Linked DNA regions of Homo sapiens: region 2 is linked to region 1. A link is a loop called in an ENCODE intact Hi-C map of the cell type or tissue named here. Cell type or tissue: endothelial cell of umbilical vein. All regions are shown on one strand.

The links. A loop is a pair of places that touch in the nucleus more often than their neighbours do. Peaks named below come from ENCODE experiments on the same cell type or tissue, not always from the same donor. Only the 100,000 strongest peaks of a DNase experiment are listed, where the experiment ranks them.
Region 2: a loop joins it to region 1, with 9 times the contacts of the local background. A loop is called at or near these places in 10 of 110 quality-filtered maps.

What each region holds. Positions count from the first base shown.
Region 1 is chr7:95,882,868-95,890,867 of GRCh38, forward strand. All of the region lies in intron 6 of DYNC1I1 (dynein cytoplasmic 1 intermediate chain 1), which reads left to right. Among named protein-coding and RNA genes, the nearest start is that of DYNC1I1, 110 kb to the left of the region's middle. In endothelial cell of umbilical vein, no CTCF peak of the experiment used is centred here; a DNase peak (open chromatin) is centred at 3,834; H3K27ac peaks cover 1,455 bases.
Region 2 is chr7:95,794,110-95,802,109 of GRCh38, forward strand. The region is part of intron 1 of DYNC1I1 (dynein cytoplasmic 1 intermediate chain 1); the gene reads left to right. Among named protein-coding and RNA genes, the nearest start is that of DYNC1I1, 26 kb to the left of the region's middle. In endothelial cell of umbilical vein, a CTCF peak has its summit at 1,008; a DNase peak (open chromatin) is centred at 4,592; H3K27ac peaks cover 351 bases.

The DNA of each region.
Region 1 (8,000 bases):
GCCTACATAGTTGAAATCTCTCGTCACATTATATCATCTGAAGCCTATTTGTACGTTGGGATCATTTTATTTGGTTTTGGTTAGGCATAAAAGTGTTCTGTGGTCTCCTCTTTTTTCAAGGCCTTCTGGCTTTTGGAAAATTGAGTGATTTCATCCCTGTCCGGGTTTCCTAGTGAAATCTTGTATTTTTACTCAAATTACTTGATCAATTAGTTATGTCAGCTGCCCAAAATGTGCCTTTTTATTAATAGCACCTTTTATCAACTCATTGGAATTAGAAATTGCAACCATGGTTTGAGGCTGGTAACATCTTGCAATAATTTATAAATTTTACTTTTTAAAAAGACCTCACAATTGCTCATTTGTGAACTTTTTGGATGTGTCCCTGTGTGAGAAATTGCATTTGTATTATTATTAGTTCTGACAAACTGGATTAGATCTTGGCTATTGTTAAGTGGTTCTATCTGCCCTCAAATCTACTGAGAGACACAGCATTTTAAATGAATTTAATTAAAACGGCATGTGGTTTATAGAGCTGCCTCCAGTTAGTATGCCATTCTTCTTGACTGAATAGAGTTTCTACTAATGTATAATGATGTTTTATGTGAGAGATGTTTGAAACTCCTTCATAGTAGCCCCGAGGTAGTTTCCGTGGAATGACATGGTGGTGAAATTTTAAAATTCTAAAAAACCTTTTATACTTAAGTGAGTCATGTTTACACTAACTAATGTATGCATAAATGTGTTAAATATGTTTGTTGAAGCTGTGAGAGACATGGATTGTATTTCAACACCAGCAATATGTTGGCAGTGAGAGATTTTTAAGAAATTCAAATCTGGGAGCAGTTTGGAAGATCTGAGAAAAGATATATGGATACCAATAATATGTATTATTCTTTGAAGTATGAAAAAAGACCACTGTGGAACTTCCTCTTAAAATCAGTTCCTTTGGTCAACTAGTTTTAATGGTTCTCCCCTAAGGAATAAGAATTATACATAAAGACGATTCTCAGCATCAGTTTAAAACAAAGTCTTGGAAAATATCAATGATAGAAGTTTATGTTTTTTTAATGAAGATTTTTTGCATTTTTGAATATTTTAAAAGAATAAATTGTTCAATAAAACTTTATAGAGGGAGTCAATGAAGCCATTTGACTGAATAGACTCAAATTCTGGTTCTGGAAATTGATCTTTGATGATAATGATAGGATAACTGCAGGGAAGTCGTCTTGACCCATTTTCCTCCACAGTCAGTCTTCTGAAATGACACTACTGAGAAATGCAGTCTTTACATCATCTTCATTAAGTACACAACAAAATGTCTGGCAATGTTGTAGACTCCAGCGGGACATGGTTAGAGAAGAAGTGGTTCAGCAGAAGGGAGTAAGCTCCAGGTAAACATGCAGCACAAATGAGGAAGAATTTCCAGGACATGGAAACTAACGGGTAAGAGAGATGAGCTCAGATTGGAGGAGCTCACCTCAGCCTCTCAAAATGCTAGGATTACAGACATGAACCACTATGCCTGGCCCTTCATTTTTTTTTTTTTCTAAGAGACAGAGTCTTGCTGTGTTGCCCAGACTGGAGTCCAGTGGCATGATCATAGCTCACTGTAGCCTTCCAGTGAGCAAGGAAGGAAACAATGAACTTTCCATGGGAAGAGAGTTGAAATAAAGGAAGGTCATGAGAAACTCAGGCTGTGATTTCTTGAGAGGAAGTCAATGAAATGAACTACAGGCATGAACAATGAAGAAAAGTTAAAAGGATAATAGAGACAACAGCTTGGCCGGGCATGGTGGCTCACACCTGTAATCCTAGCTCTCAGGGAGGCAGAGGCGGGAGGATAGCTTGAGCCCAGGAGTTCAAGACCTGCCTGGGCAATATAGCGAGACCCCGTTCTCCACGAAAAGGAAGAAAAAAAAAGACAAAAAAAAAAAAATAAGCGTAATAGAGACAACAGCTTATAGGCTACATACACAGCAGTATTCTCTGTTTCTCCTCAACCTCAGTAAAAGCTAATCTACCTCATAGGGCTGTCATGAAGATCAAATGTAGTCAATATAAAAAAAATTCATGTAAGATGCTTAGTACAATACATGGTATATTACAAGTACTCAAAGCATTTTAACTTAAAAATTACCATTTGCATGTATTCTAACTAGATGTCTTTCTTAATGTTTCCATAAAAGATTCCATATATTGATTCAAAATTAACAAATATCTTTTCATTTCTAGAAACCCTGTGTTTTCTCCTGATCTGAATGGCATGTCATTTTAGAATTCTTATTGTGAGATGTTTCTTCTTCTTCTTTTTTTTTGAAATGGAGTCTCAGTCTGTTGCTCAGGCTGGAGTGCAGTGGCATGATCTTGGCTCACTGCAACTTCCACCTCCCAGGTTCAAGTGATTCTCCTGCCTCAGCCTCTCAATTAGCTGGGAATACAGGCACTCACCACCACACCTGGCCAATTTTTTGTTTGTTTGTATTTTTAGCAGAGATGGGGTTTTCCCATGTTGGCCAGGCTGGTCTTGAATGCCTGACCTCAAGTGATCCATTCGCCTCAGCCTCTCAAAGTGCTGGGATTACAGACATGAGCCACCATGCCCTGCCCTTCATTTTTTTCTTCCTAAGAGACGGAGTCTTGCTGTGTTGCCCAGTCTGGAGTCCAGTGGCATGATCATAGCTCACTGCAGGCTCAACCTCCTGGGTTCAAAGGATCCTCCCTCCTCAGCCTCCCAAGTAGCTGAGGAAACAGGTGCATGCCACCATGTCCAGCTAATTTTTTAATTTCTTAATTTTTTGTAGAGACAGGGTCTCACTGTATTGCCCAGGCTCTTTTCAAATTCCTAGCTTCAAGCAGTCCTCCTGCCTTAGCCTCCCAACGTGCTAGGATTACAGATGTAAGCCACTGTGCCTGGTCTTGATCTTAGCTTCTTAAAAAATCAGAAGTGTTTTAGGTAGTGGTATCTTCCAAAAATGTCATTATCAGAAAGAAAGACATTTTTAAAAACCCACAACATTTTTATTCCTTGCACTTAATTTTTTGGCCTCTAACTTTGGGAGATGAAAATAATCTCTCTGAAGAAAAAATAAACTACCAAAGGTCTTATTATAAATCCTACTTTTAAGATCTGGGTAACACTGTTTAATAATAGCATAGCAGCTATCCTTTATTGAGCTATTACTTGCCCAGTACAATATGCAATCTACATATTTCCTCTACAGTCTTCACTTCTATGCTAAACAAATTGTATTATTCTACAATTTTATAAAGAAACTAAGACTCAGGCCGGACGCAGTGGCCCACACCTATGATCCCAACACTTTGGGAGGCCGAGGCAGGCAGATCACTTGAGGCTAGGAAAACAAGACCAGGCTGGCCAACATGGTGAAACCCCGTCTCTATTAAAAATACAAAAATTACCTGAGCGTGGTGTCATGTCTGTAGTCCCAGCTACTCAGGACACTGGGGCAGGAGGATTGCTTGAACTGGGGAGGCGGAGGTTGCAGTGAGCCGAGATGGCACTACTGCACTCCAGCCTGGGTGACAGAGTGAGACCTGTCTCAAAAAAATAAAGCAAAACAAAACAAACAAGCAAAAAAACCCATACTCACCAAAAGAAAAAAAAAATTAAGACTTAGAGAACTTAACTTGCTAGCAAATAACCAAGCCAGAATTCACACTCAGTGCTTCCTGACTTTAAGTTTCTTCCCATGATGCCATTCTGCCTCAAACCAGACAGCCAATCTCCTTAAGAAGACAACAATTTTTTATCAAAATATTTTGACATTAGTGAATTAACCAAGTATGCCACTTGTCTGACTGTGCAAATCCTTACCAAGGAAGCAAAGTGGAAAAAAAAATTGAGGAAATTCCAGACAATGGAAACACAATAGGCAAAAAGACATTTCAGTTTTATCTGGAGAACATATGAAAGGAGCAGCAGTGATCACAGAGAACAAGCTGGAAACACTTCCTTGTGAGTGATGGTATTCTGTTTCCATGGTAACTAGACATGGCAGAGGAAGTCAATGCCTCGTTTCTGTTTACTCAATCTGTATGAGCTCAGTGTATACGACAGGGCAGTTTTCAACAAAGAATAATTCAGTGAGACAGCCCTGATCATGTCACCCCTGCCTAAAAACTTTCCAGGATTCTTGGCTAAGTGCAGGACGCCTCGTGGGCATAGGAGGTCCTCTACTCAGCCAGTCTCATCTCCTGCTCTCTACAGTTCCGTCTCTATGCTCTGGTCCATTCTGACATGCACCCAATCCGGGCTGCATATTAGAGTCACCTAGGGAGCTTTAAAAATATACAGATGTCTGGGCTTCACGAACCCCAGGGATTCTGATTTGATGATCTGGGGTAGGGTCTTAAAATCTCTCCAGGTAATTAGAAAGCACAGCCGGGATTGAGAAGATCACTGATCTAATCAAAGAGGATTCTAAAAACTACTTCATTCTCCTGACTCTACACTTTATACTAACGCCCTTCCTTTCTCCTGAAAGATCTTTTCTCTCTCCTCCCCTTTCACCTTCTCTGGCCAACTATACCTTTTAAATTCTTTTCATCTTGTAAAGTGTTTCTCCAATGCCTTGAAGCTTTTCTTAATTCCCCGTCCTCTTTTTAGTTGAACATAGTATCTCTTTCATTTAAACTTTAAAAATGTGTTTTTACCCCTCTTATAGCATTTATATTTCCTATCACTACCTCCTCTCACCCTTCTCTATGAGCAAGGACTAGGTTTTGCAGATTTCTTGATATACTAAAGGCTCAATAAAAAATTAAATACCTGTATTTCAAAGGTTGCAAAATATCTGTCTTTGGAGAAAAGAGTTAATATCCTCCATTTCTGATGATGCTTGAATTGAGTTCAAGACTGGGCCCAAAGTCCATCCCCTAATAGTGAGAATGCTTATTTTAGAGCCTGCAAGCCCCCCGGTATTGTATTAGAATGGTGTATGGGCTTGGGTGCATTATTTTCAGGAGAGTTTCCGTAGCTTTAATCAGACTCTCAAAGTTACCCATCTATGATTCATTAACATGTTAAAGCTACTATCCTACAAGATGAATCTTCAGAGGCTCAGTGCTCAGTGGTGACAGTGGCCTTGATTTGACACTGTTTACTGGACACTAACCTTCCATTTCTCTTTCTGCCATAATTTTAGGCCACTTCACCTCCATTTAGGTTGAATGCCTTCATGAAAATGTTAGTACTCCAAAGACTAATCGAGAATAACACCTATCATTTGGATGATTAAATATTTTTAAATGAAAAATAAAATTAGGCCAGGAGTGGCGGCTCACACCTGTAATCCAAACACTTTAGGAGGCCAAGGTGGGCAGATTGCTTGAGCCCAGGAATTCAAGACAAGACTGGCCAACATGGCAAACCCCATCTCCACAAAAAGTACAAAAATCTAGCTGAACGTGGTAGTGCACGCCTGTAGTCCCAGCTACTTGGGAGGCTGAGGTGGGAGGATCGCTTGAGCCCAGGAGGTTGAGGCTACAGTGAGCTGTGATCATGCCATTTTAGTCCAGCCTGGGCAACAGAGTGAGACCCTGTCTTTAAAAAAATAAGAAGAAGAAACAAAATTAAAGGTACTTTTGTTATTGGCTCAGAAAAATGTGAATTCCCATCTTGGTTAGGTGATAAATGCATAGTGTCTTTGCCACCATTGACCACCACAGAGAAAAGTGCTCATATGCATGTGTATGTTGTGTGTGTTTTGTATGAGTATTTTAGCAAAATGTGATTTTTCTTAGACAAAAAAATTGCCAAAGGCCTGGTTGTCTGCAAAAGGAATAAAATTCATTTCGGCAGGCCACCTCTGAGTTTCTTAGGTTTCATTATTTGCTGCTGAAATATTTGAGACTAAAACAACAACAATCAAAACATGACTTAGTAGCTGTTCGAAGTAATTTTTCTACTTCTGGGCACAAAATAGCCAGAAAAGCGTCTGTCTTCTCAATTGAACTGATTTGTAATTCTAGAATGTAAGAGGAAAAAACTGGAAGGACCTCCACTTAAATCTGTAATTTTGGTAATTCTGAAGTAACGTGACACAAGGAATTTTGATCATTGCTCAGTTCAGCCTGGGGGAATCTCCTTTCAAGGAATGAGAAATGCTTGGGAGAAGTCATTGGAGGAAGCTGCAATTGGGGTTTGACCTGAATAAATTGAAATAGAACATGGGAGATATTACCTAGTGAGCCTAGTAGAAATTAGCAAGCTGAAGATAAGAGTTAGCAGTATATATATTCACATATATATGGCTGTATACTCAAAATTGTTGCAAAGTGTGAACATCAGACTTAATCAAATGACATGCTGATATGCCTCCTTATAAAAAAGGGTTGGCATTAAAATTCAGAATTTTCAAAATACAAAAATTAGAAGGTGATTACTCACGTTTTTAAAAGAACTCTTTGCCTTAAAAAGAATCTACCACATTATTCCATTCAAATTACCCCTTATAGAAACGACTTCCTGTTCAATAAATAGTTCTGGGACAACTGGCTTATCATATGCAGAAGACTGAAAATGGACTCCTATGTTACACCATACACAAGAATCAACTCAACATGGATTAAAGACTTAAATGTAAATTACAAAACTATAAAAGCCCTGAAAGTTAACCTAGGCAATACCATTCAGGACAAAGAAACTGGCAAAGATTTCATTTTCATACCAAAAACAATTGCAAAAAAGCAAAAATTGACAAATTGGATTAAACTTAAGAGTTTCTGCACAGCAAAAGAAACCATCCACAGAGTAAACAGAAAACCTACAGAATGAGAGAAAATATTTGCAAACTATTCATCATCTGACAAAGGTCTAATATCCAGTATCTATAAAAAAACTTTAACAAATTTACAACAACAACAACAACACCCCATTAAAAAGTAGGCAAAGGACATGAATAGACACTTTTCAAAAGAAGACATACATGTGGCCAATAAGCATATGAAGAAAAGCTCAACATCACTGATCATGAGAGAAATGCAAATCAAAACCACCATGAGATAGCATCTCACACCAATCAGAATGTCTATTATTAAAAGGTCAAAAACTAACAGATGCTGGCAAGGTTGCGGATAAAAGAGAATGCTTACACACTGTTGGTGGGAGTGTAAATTAGTTCAACTGTTGTGGAAAGCAGTGTGGCAATTCCTGAAATAGCGAAAAACAGAACTACCATTCAATCCCCTTACTGATATATCTGATGTAATAAATCATTCTCCCATAAAGGCATATGCATGTGTATGTTCATTGCAGCACTATTCACAATTGCAAATATATGGAATCAACCTCAATGCCCATCAGTGGCAAAGTGAATAAAGAAAATGCGGTGCATATATACCATGGAATACTATGCAGCCATAAAAAGAATGAGATTATGTCCTTTGCAGGAACATGGATGAAGCTGGAGGCCATTATCCTTAACAAAAATGCAGGAACAGAAAGGCAAATACCACATGTTCTCACTTTAAGTGGGACTTAAATGATGAGAACACATGGACACATAGAGGGGAACAACAGATACTGGGGCCTCCTTGACGGTGGAGGGTGAGAGGAGGAGGAAGGGAGAGGATCAGAAAAAGTAACTATTGGGTACTAGGCTTGGTACCTGAGTGAGAAAGTAATCTGTTCAACAAACCCCTGTGACACAAATTTACCCATATAAAAAACCTTCAGATGCACCACTGTACCTAAAATAAAAGTTTAAAAAATAAATAAAATTAAATTAATGAGATGCTCTTTAAAGTATGTTAAAATTGCCATTTGGTTAATTTCAGAGGTTCTCACACTTCAGTGTGCATCGCAGTCACCAGAAAGGTATGTTAATAAAAATTAGGTTGCTCAGCCCCCACCCTCAGAATTTCTGATTCAGAAGGTTTGGGATGGATCCCTAAAATCTGCATTTCGAACAGGTTCTCTGGTCTGGGCACCAGTTTGAAAACTGTTGGTTTATTAAAATTCTTCCTGAACGTAGTTT
Region 2 (8,000 bases), 89 kb before region 1:
TGTGTGTTTCCTGAGGATCCTGTTGCAAGTCCTTACTTCTTTCTTCATGTAGTTATCCTTGTGACAGTGCCTAGAGGGCTCCCATCTCCTTTCTTCTGATTCTGTTTTCCGGTTCCTCTTCTGCCCTAATTTCCAGTGACCCAATTCCAAAATACTGCTCTCTAGTTGTCCAAACTGTTCCATCTTTAGTTTTATACTCTTTCAAGGATTCTACTTGAGATTCTCATTTCCTAAGGACTCTTGATATCATCTGAGTGTTTCTTGAAGGAAGATACTCTAAGAAATGAATGGCTGATTCTGTTAATTGGGGAACAGTTTCCTTTCCAAAGAGAAGCATATTGAATCTCTAAATTGGTGGAATGCACCATAGGGGTCAGAAATTAAACAAAAATTTTCCAAACTTTTTGGCAAAGACGACAGTGGCTTTTGAGTCCTTTAAGATTTAAGAGCTCTCATCTCTACTCTGTTAACTAGATGAGAGGGCAGATACCCTATGGATTGATTTTTCTCTCTAGCATAATGGGCCTCTGTACTGAGGGCTCGAGAGCCTCTCCTGTTTAATGTGCTGCAATTGCCAATGCTCAAGTTACAGTTAAAGTAGTACAATTTGGGTAGCTCAGAATCATAAAACAGTGAAAATAGGACTAGAGACAATATGTAGACACAACAGTCTTAAATACATGTCACAAATTCAGCAAGAGTGATACTAAAGGCTTAATTTTAGAAAAATTTCTGAATTTCCTAGTCAAGAATTTACCCAATATGAATAAAATTGAGAGGAACCTAGAAAAATCAACATAATGTTTCAACTGTGTGTATGGATTGAGATAGTTTTTCCTCCAAAATAGTAGTTCTCTACAGCCACAAATAGGTCCTTCCTATGTAAATGAAACTCCTGCAGTGCTTGGGACTACCCAGTATTGGCTTTGATGGGGTGTATGGGAATTTCAGAGGAATGCTTTTCCTTCTGGTGTCAGCTCTCTCATGCAATTTACATGTGATGCCACCAGGTGGTGATACAGAGGGATAGCAAGACTGGACCGGAAGTAGACTGATCAGCATCCATCATAACGGCTTTTTGTTTAAGAGCTTTCTTTGGATTTAAATTAGTAAAATCTTGAATAAGTAAACACTGGAAGGAAAGCATTATTTAATGAAAGTGCCCAATAATGAGGAAGTCTGACATTTCCATTTTAACTCTTCCATTTAATGGTTGTAAATGTGTATGACTATATCTGTTTCCCTATTTATGGGTAAAATGCTGGTACTGGATTATATAATCCTTGAAGTTCTTGTTTTGAAATGAACATGTATAATTGTAATTATTAAAGCAGTCTATTAATGCTATTCACAATAGCAAAGACAGCGACTCAACCTAAATGCCCATTAATGGTAGACTGGATAAAGAAAATGTGGTATATGTATGCCATGGAATATGATGCAGCCATAAAAAAGAACGAGATCATGTCCTTTGCAGAAACATGGATGGAGCTGGAGGCCATTATCCTTAGCAAACTAACGCAGGAATGGGAAACCAAATACCAGATGTTCTTACTTGTAAGTGGGAGCTAAATGATGAGAAGGCATAGACACATAGAGGGGAGCAATACACACTGGGCTCTGTTGAAGGGTGGAGGGTGGGAGTAGGGAGAGGATCAAGAAAAATAACTACTGGAAATTAGGCTTAATACCTGGGGGATAAAATAATCCATAAAACAAGCCCCCATGTCACAAATTTATATAAGAAACCTGCACATGTACCCCTGAACTTAAAAATAAAAGTTAAATTTAAAAAAGTAAAATGAATTAAAAATGCCTCTGTGAACAAAGATGATGGTTTGCAAACTCCTCAGTGATATGAAGAAGCCTACTAGATATAATTGAGGTCTGTAAAAATCACCCTTTGTTTTCTCTTGTAAAATTAAATATAATTAAGACCAAAAAAAAAGCAGCCTACAGCAAAATTAGGACAAAGGAATAAAAAAAATCACACAAACATAAATCTATAGTTCATTAACAACTGTCTTACTTCACTTTACAACCAGGCTAACGCCCATTTGTGTGTGTGTGTTTAGTGAGGGGAGAAGGAGAATGGGGAATGAAAAGTGGCTTCTCAGTTAGTCTTCCTTACCTGTTACCTGGCTTAGGCAAGTGAGAAATCTTTCACACATTGTTCTATGGGGTCTCTCTCTCTCTCTTTCTTTCCTTCTTTCTTTCTTGACGGAGTTTCACTCTTGTTGCTCAGGCTGGAGTGCAATGGCGCGATCTTGGTTCACTGCAACCTCCACCTCCCAGGTTCAAGTGATTCTCCTGCCTCAGCCTTCCCGAGTAGCTGGGATTACAGGCGCATGCCACCATGCTCTATAGGGTCTTTTCTTTAAGGCCTCACTTTCCTCCTAACTCTAGTTTTCTTTATGCTGTATCTAGAAGTCTTACTCAGATCTCCCAGGTATTTTTAAATCATAGTTTGTGGAATTTTTGACTCTAACTTGAATGTTTAATGCTGAGTGATTTTGTTAGTCTGCCTTTCACTATTTCTTTTCCTAAAAAAAGCCTGAACTCCCTCTGTTTAGATTATTTATATAAACACTTAGCAAAATTTTGTCAAGTAAATGTCTCTGTAGGCTTTAGAATCAACTCTATCTTATCAGAATTAGGTTAAGTCACAGTTGACTTAACCTAAGCTGGGGAACCCCTAGGGGTTCCCCAGAAACATTAGGGATCTGTAAGGTCAAAGCTATTTTCATAATAACACTAAAATGTTATCTGTCTTTTCTACTGTGTTGACATTTGCAATGATGATATTAAAGCAATCATGGGTAAAACTGCTGGTATTCTAACGTGATTTGAGGCAGTAGCACCAAACTGTACTAGTAGTGGCCCAAATTTCACTGCTACATGCACAGTTTTTAAAAAAATAACTCAGCTTCACTTAAGAATGTCCTTCATAAAGCAGAAAAAAAATTAGTTACATTAAATGTCTACTCTTGGGTATATGTCTTATTGTGTGACAAATGGGAACACGCAAAGCCTTCTGCTACCAACCAAGTAGTTGTCTTGAGGAAAAACATTTGTACAGTAATTTGAATTGTGAGCTAAACTAGCGGCCTTAAAAAAAAAGAAACACTATTTTTTACATGAACAACTGACAAGCTAGGGTGATTCAGACTTCAGTATTTGGTAGACATTTTCTCAAAAATCAATGGTGTGAGTTTGTCACTTCAAGAACACAACTGACAATATTTGTTGCTAATGATAAAGTTTGAGCTTTCAAGCAAAAATTAGAATTTTGGGCCATCCTGAGCTTGACAGTTTTATGTCACCTAAAGACTTCTGAAAAGATTGGCGATGAAGTTACTAAATTTGATTTTCAGATATAATATAATGTGTCAATATTTGGAAGGTCTGCATGATTTATTATTTTCCAGTTACATTTTCCAAGTAACCTATTCATGACATTATAAAATCATACATGAGTAAAAGATCGATTCAACGTTTAGGATAGACCAATGGATTTTAATGTAACAGAGTACAAAAAGTTCATTGATTGATATGGTTTCATATTCACATTGCCGCTAACCTTTAAGAAACTGCTATTTGTTGACTTTTGGTATAATAGTGAAGAATATCCACAATTACCTGAAGAGGCTGTTAAAATATTCCTCCTTTTTCAGATTACATATCTGTGTGAGGCCAGATTTTCTTCATATACTTTAACTAAAATAACATATCACAACAGATTGAATGCAGAAGCAGCTATAAGAAAGCATTTGACTTCTATTAAACCAGATGTTAAAAAGATATGTGAAAATGTAAAAGAATTACACTCATCTTACTTTTTTTTTGGTCTTGGAAATTGTATGTTTTTTTCACAAAATGTTAATAAATAACATGTATGTTGTTATTTTAAAATAATTAAATACTTAAAGTTTTATCAGTTTTGATTTTTAACATGATTAATGTTAATAGATAACCTACATAAAAACATAAACTAAAGCTCTTTGAAGTCCTTGATAATTTTTAAGGGTATAACAGGGTACTGAGATAAAAATGTTTGAGAACTGCTCTTCTGTGGTATTAGTAGAACAGTCCTGAGCATCGTCCTACTATAAGGTGGATTTTATTTAAAATTTTGTTTTCATAGTGTACTGATGGCTGTAAAAATTTAGAAAATAACCCTCCTTTCACTGGCCAACTCCCTCCTGAGATGTCTATCACCCTCTTTTTTTTTGACTGAGCTATAGCTGTAAAAGTGGGCTCACGGTGGTCGTCTGTATCATCCCTTGGCCTCCCATCCAAGTGGAAAGAGGCAGCTGCATTTTATGAGACACTAAGCAGGTGAAATGGGGCTGTGAAAGATCAAATTTCTTACACGTATCTGTGGCAGATGAAAAGTTCAATATATGATAGTGAAGAGCTGACAAGAGCAATTGTTTTCAGGCAGGAAAAGAAAACTTATTTCTGGGTATTTTTTCAATAAGTCTGGCAACAGCTGGGCAGTGATTTAAACCTCCTAGGATTCTGACTTTAAGCTTAAAAATACATTTGCATATGCCAGCATTAGGAATGGAATCCCAAACGGCTGCCAACTTAGACAACCGAAAGGAAATAGAGATCTATATTGTTCAAAAGCTAAGCTTTGGGAGGTGCTGTTACTCTGCAGCTGTGTAAACAGAACTAAACCCTTTGCATCTCCTCTGCTAGACACTTTGTTCTAAATAGGACCAAACTATACCATGATGATATGTGCAGAAATAAAATGAAGGTGATAGAGCTCATTGTTGGGTTCGAGAAAAGCTGGACATTTTCCTTTCTCTATGGATATATGCAGACATAAGAAATGTAAAGGAGATGTAGGGGAACCTGGCAAGGCAAGAGAAGATGTGAAATTGATTTTAGTTTTATTTCCTCCCTCCTCAGTATCCACATTTCTTTCTCTCATGTTTTCCTGCCTCCCTCCTCTCCCCATTTTTTCCTCTATTGAAACTGAGGGGCCGGGTGTGGTGGCTCATGCTTATAACCCCAGCGAAGGCCCAGGTAGGAGGATTACCTGAGGTCAGGAGTTCAAGACCAGCCTGGCCAACATGGCGAAACCCCATCTCTATCAAAAAATACAAAAATTAGCCGGGCCCAGTAGCACCCACCTGTAGTCCCAGCTACTCGAGAGGCTGAGGCAGGAGAGTCGCTTGAACCCAGGAGGTGGAGGTTGCAGTGAGCCGAGATCGGGCCACTGCACTGCAGCCTGGGTGACAGAGCAAGACTCTGTCCCAGAAAAAAAAGAAGAAACTTAGGACCGTGAGCCATTTGTATAATGGAATAGCAGGAGAGACCTTCCCTGTAACTAACTTCCTAACTAGAGAAGAAACCATGTCTTCATATACCAACCCATCCTCTGGGGGAAGTGGGTAAGGTGCAGGGGATGCCTGCTGGGGACAGCTTGATATGTAATTCTTATGTTCAGAAGAAAAAATTGAGAAGTTTTCTTTTTTTTTACTGTTGAGTTAAATGACTACACTTAATTTTTTAAAAAGTTTTTTTTTTTTTGAGTCGCATCCCTTTTCCCACATGCCTTCCATTTTATAACCCATTTAGATAGAGAAGCTCCTACTACTTGCTCTGAAGTGTTTTAGAATGGCTAGGAACACAGATTGGATTTCCTTACTTTAAATGTATTGCTATTAAATCAGTAATGTCCCATGTCTTTCATGTAATTCTCACAGTAACACTTTTTAAATGATTGCAGTGAACTTTGAGTGATGACATGGTTATTGAATTAGGGTGCAATTGGTGATGTGGGCAAGAGTGGGCAGGGTAAACTAATGGTAATAATGATAGAAAAGGAAGAGGAGGAGGAGGAGAAGGAGAAACAACTTTTCTTGGGTATTTAGTATTTGCCAGGCATAATGTTTAGCTCTTTACTTATATTGACTCATTTGTTTGGATCAAAAGAATGACAGCTTACTAGATCAGAGATGTGCTGAAGCCAAAGTGATCAAAACTGAGACATTTGGGAGGATAAGTGGAGATGAGCTGTAGTGACAACACTAAGCAGAGGATAAAGGGTAAATCAAAGAACAAAAGGAAAATCAGTAGTAGAGAGCTGAAATTTGAAAAAATGTAGCAGGCTCTAGGGATTTGTGTATGGAGTCTAGGGTAAATGTAGTAGCTGATTTGAACTTTGAGACATCTGTTTTGGGGTGAGTATAACTTGGCTTGACAAAGAAAGACAAGGGGTGAAATGGGGATTGTGTTCAGTGATAGTAAAGCTGGAGGGTTTGCAGGAGAACAAGGGCTATGATGTGGGGGTGGAGGGAGATAAGATGTGTGAATTTGGCAATGAAGCTGGGTGACAGTGAGTGAGGAAGGGGAGATGCCACTGATGGAAAAAGAGTTCTGAATATGGGACTCTGCTCCGAGGATGCTGAGCAGGAGGTGCAAAAGTGCAACTGATTGCAGTGGATGGGGCTGGGGAGAGACTGAGCTGTGATTGCTCCTAAATCTGGGTAGAGTGAAGCCGAGAGTTGGCTGGTGTGTGGTGGAACATGTAGATGATCAGACAGGGAGGAGCCCTATACCCAGAGGTGGGTTTGATTTACCCACTTGATCCCTTGCCATTTGTAAATGAGAGAGCAGTTTTTTATGTGTATGAAGTAACTGAGCAATAATTAGCAGCAGGTAGCTTTGACTCTTATTTTCTTAGACTGAGAGCATCAGAATTGCCTTAGCAATAACCTGCATTAGCCACAGGAATCTCTATAACTCATGTCCCTCATGTTTTGCTCCTCGATTTGCTTTCTTTGATGTGCAGGGAGATTTAGTGGGTCAGACTAGCAAGCCCCCCAGGAAATCCTACGGAGTTCACTGCTGACACTGCATTTAATGCTACTATTTAAGCCATTTTACTATGTGTAAAGTCTCGTTCATTCACTATAATGTATACTTTCCAAACCCTTTATGAGGCATTCTCTTGAGGTTCCTTATTCTCCTAGAGGTTGATGCTAAGCATCTGCTTTGGAATGGATCAAAAAATCAATAAATGGAAAGCCCTTTACAGTTGTGTCTTCTAACATTGTAACCTACTGCATTTAAAGACATATTATTTGGATCATCACTACCTAATATAATCTTTTTTTAAGTTCCCTCAATGTTTTTATTGTTTATTTTTAAAATATTGACTCTCCGGCTGGGAATTCCAACTTAAATGATCAACTTTGTAAGACATATTTATTATTTGCAAGAAAGCCTTTGCACTTTGAAGAAATTTTCTGAGAATACATTTTACTTCCCTTTTGTGATTGAAATTCTTTGCAAGAAAATCATAACAAATACAAGACTTTCTTATATTATGGTTTCCTCCTTAATAACCATAAATATTGCTGAAGTTGCACGAGACAGTTTTGATGATTTGGAAAAAGGTAAATAAATGTTGGGGAAAGGTCAAGTAAAAGCTGGGGAAATGTGGAGGAGGGGAAAACTCACATTTTCTAAGAAGATTCTCCTGGCTGCTTTCAGCTTAGAATGAAACAGCTATTGCTTTAACAGTGATTTTTCTGATCATACATTTCATTTTTGACTGTCAAAAAATTTCCAGCACACTAGTTAGATGGACCCTCATTGGTCAAGGGCATTTATAACTTCTCAGATGACTTCTGGAATTCCTGCCAGGAATTTTACCCATTGGTGTTGAAAATTATTGGCAACCTGTATTTCAGTGATAAACTTCACTTTTGTGAAGTTCTGCGACTTCTCTTGGAAAGAAAAAGATCAGAAGATCTAACTTCATAGGTCTGTGTCCTTCCGTGTGGACCCTCAGTCGGACCTGGTGGATCTACCTCCTGAGGACAGGGCATTTCCTCTCTGGCTGGCCCTCAGTCACGGCTCTGCTTGCTCAATTACTCCCTTGGCTCTGTTAAGACTTTGAATTGCATCTCCTGTTTCAACAGCCCTTTGTAGGGGGATGACTCCAAACTCTATTCCTCAACTTCAGTCCCCCATCCCAC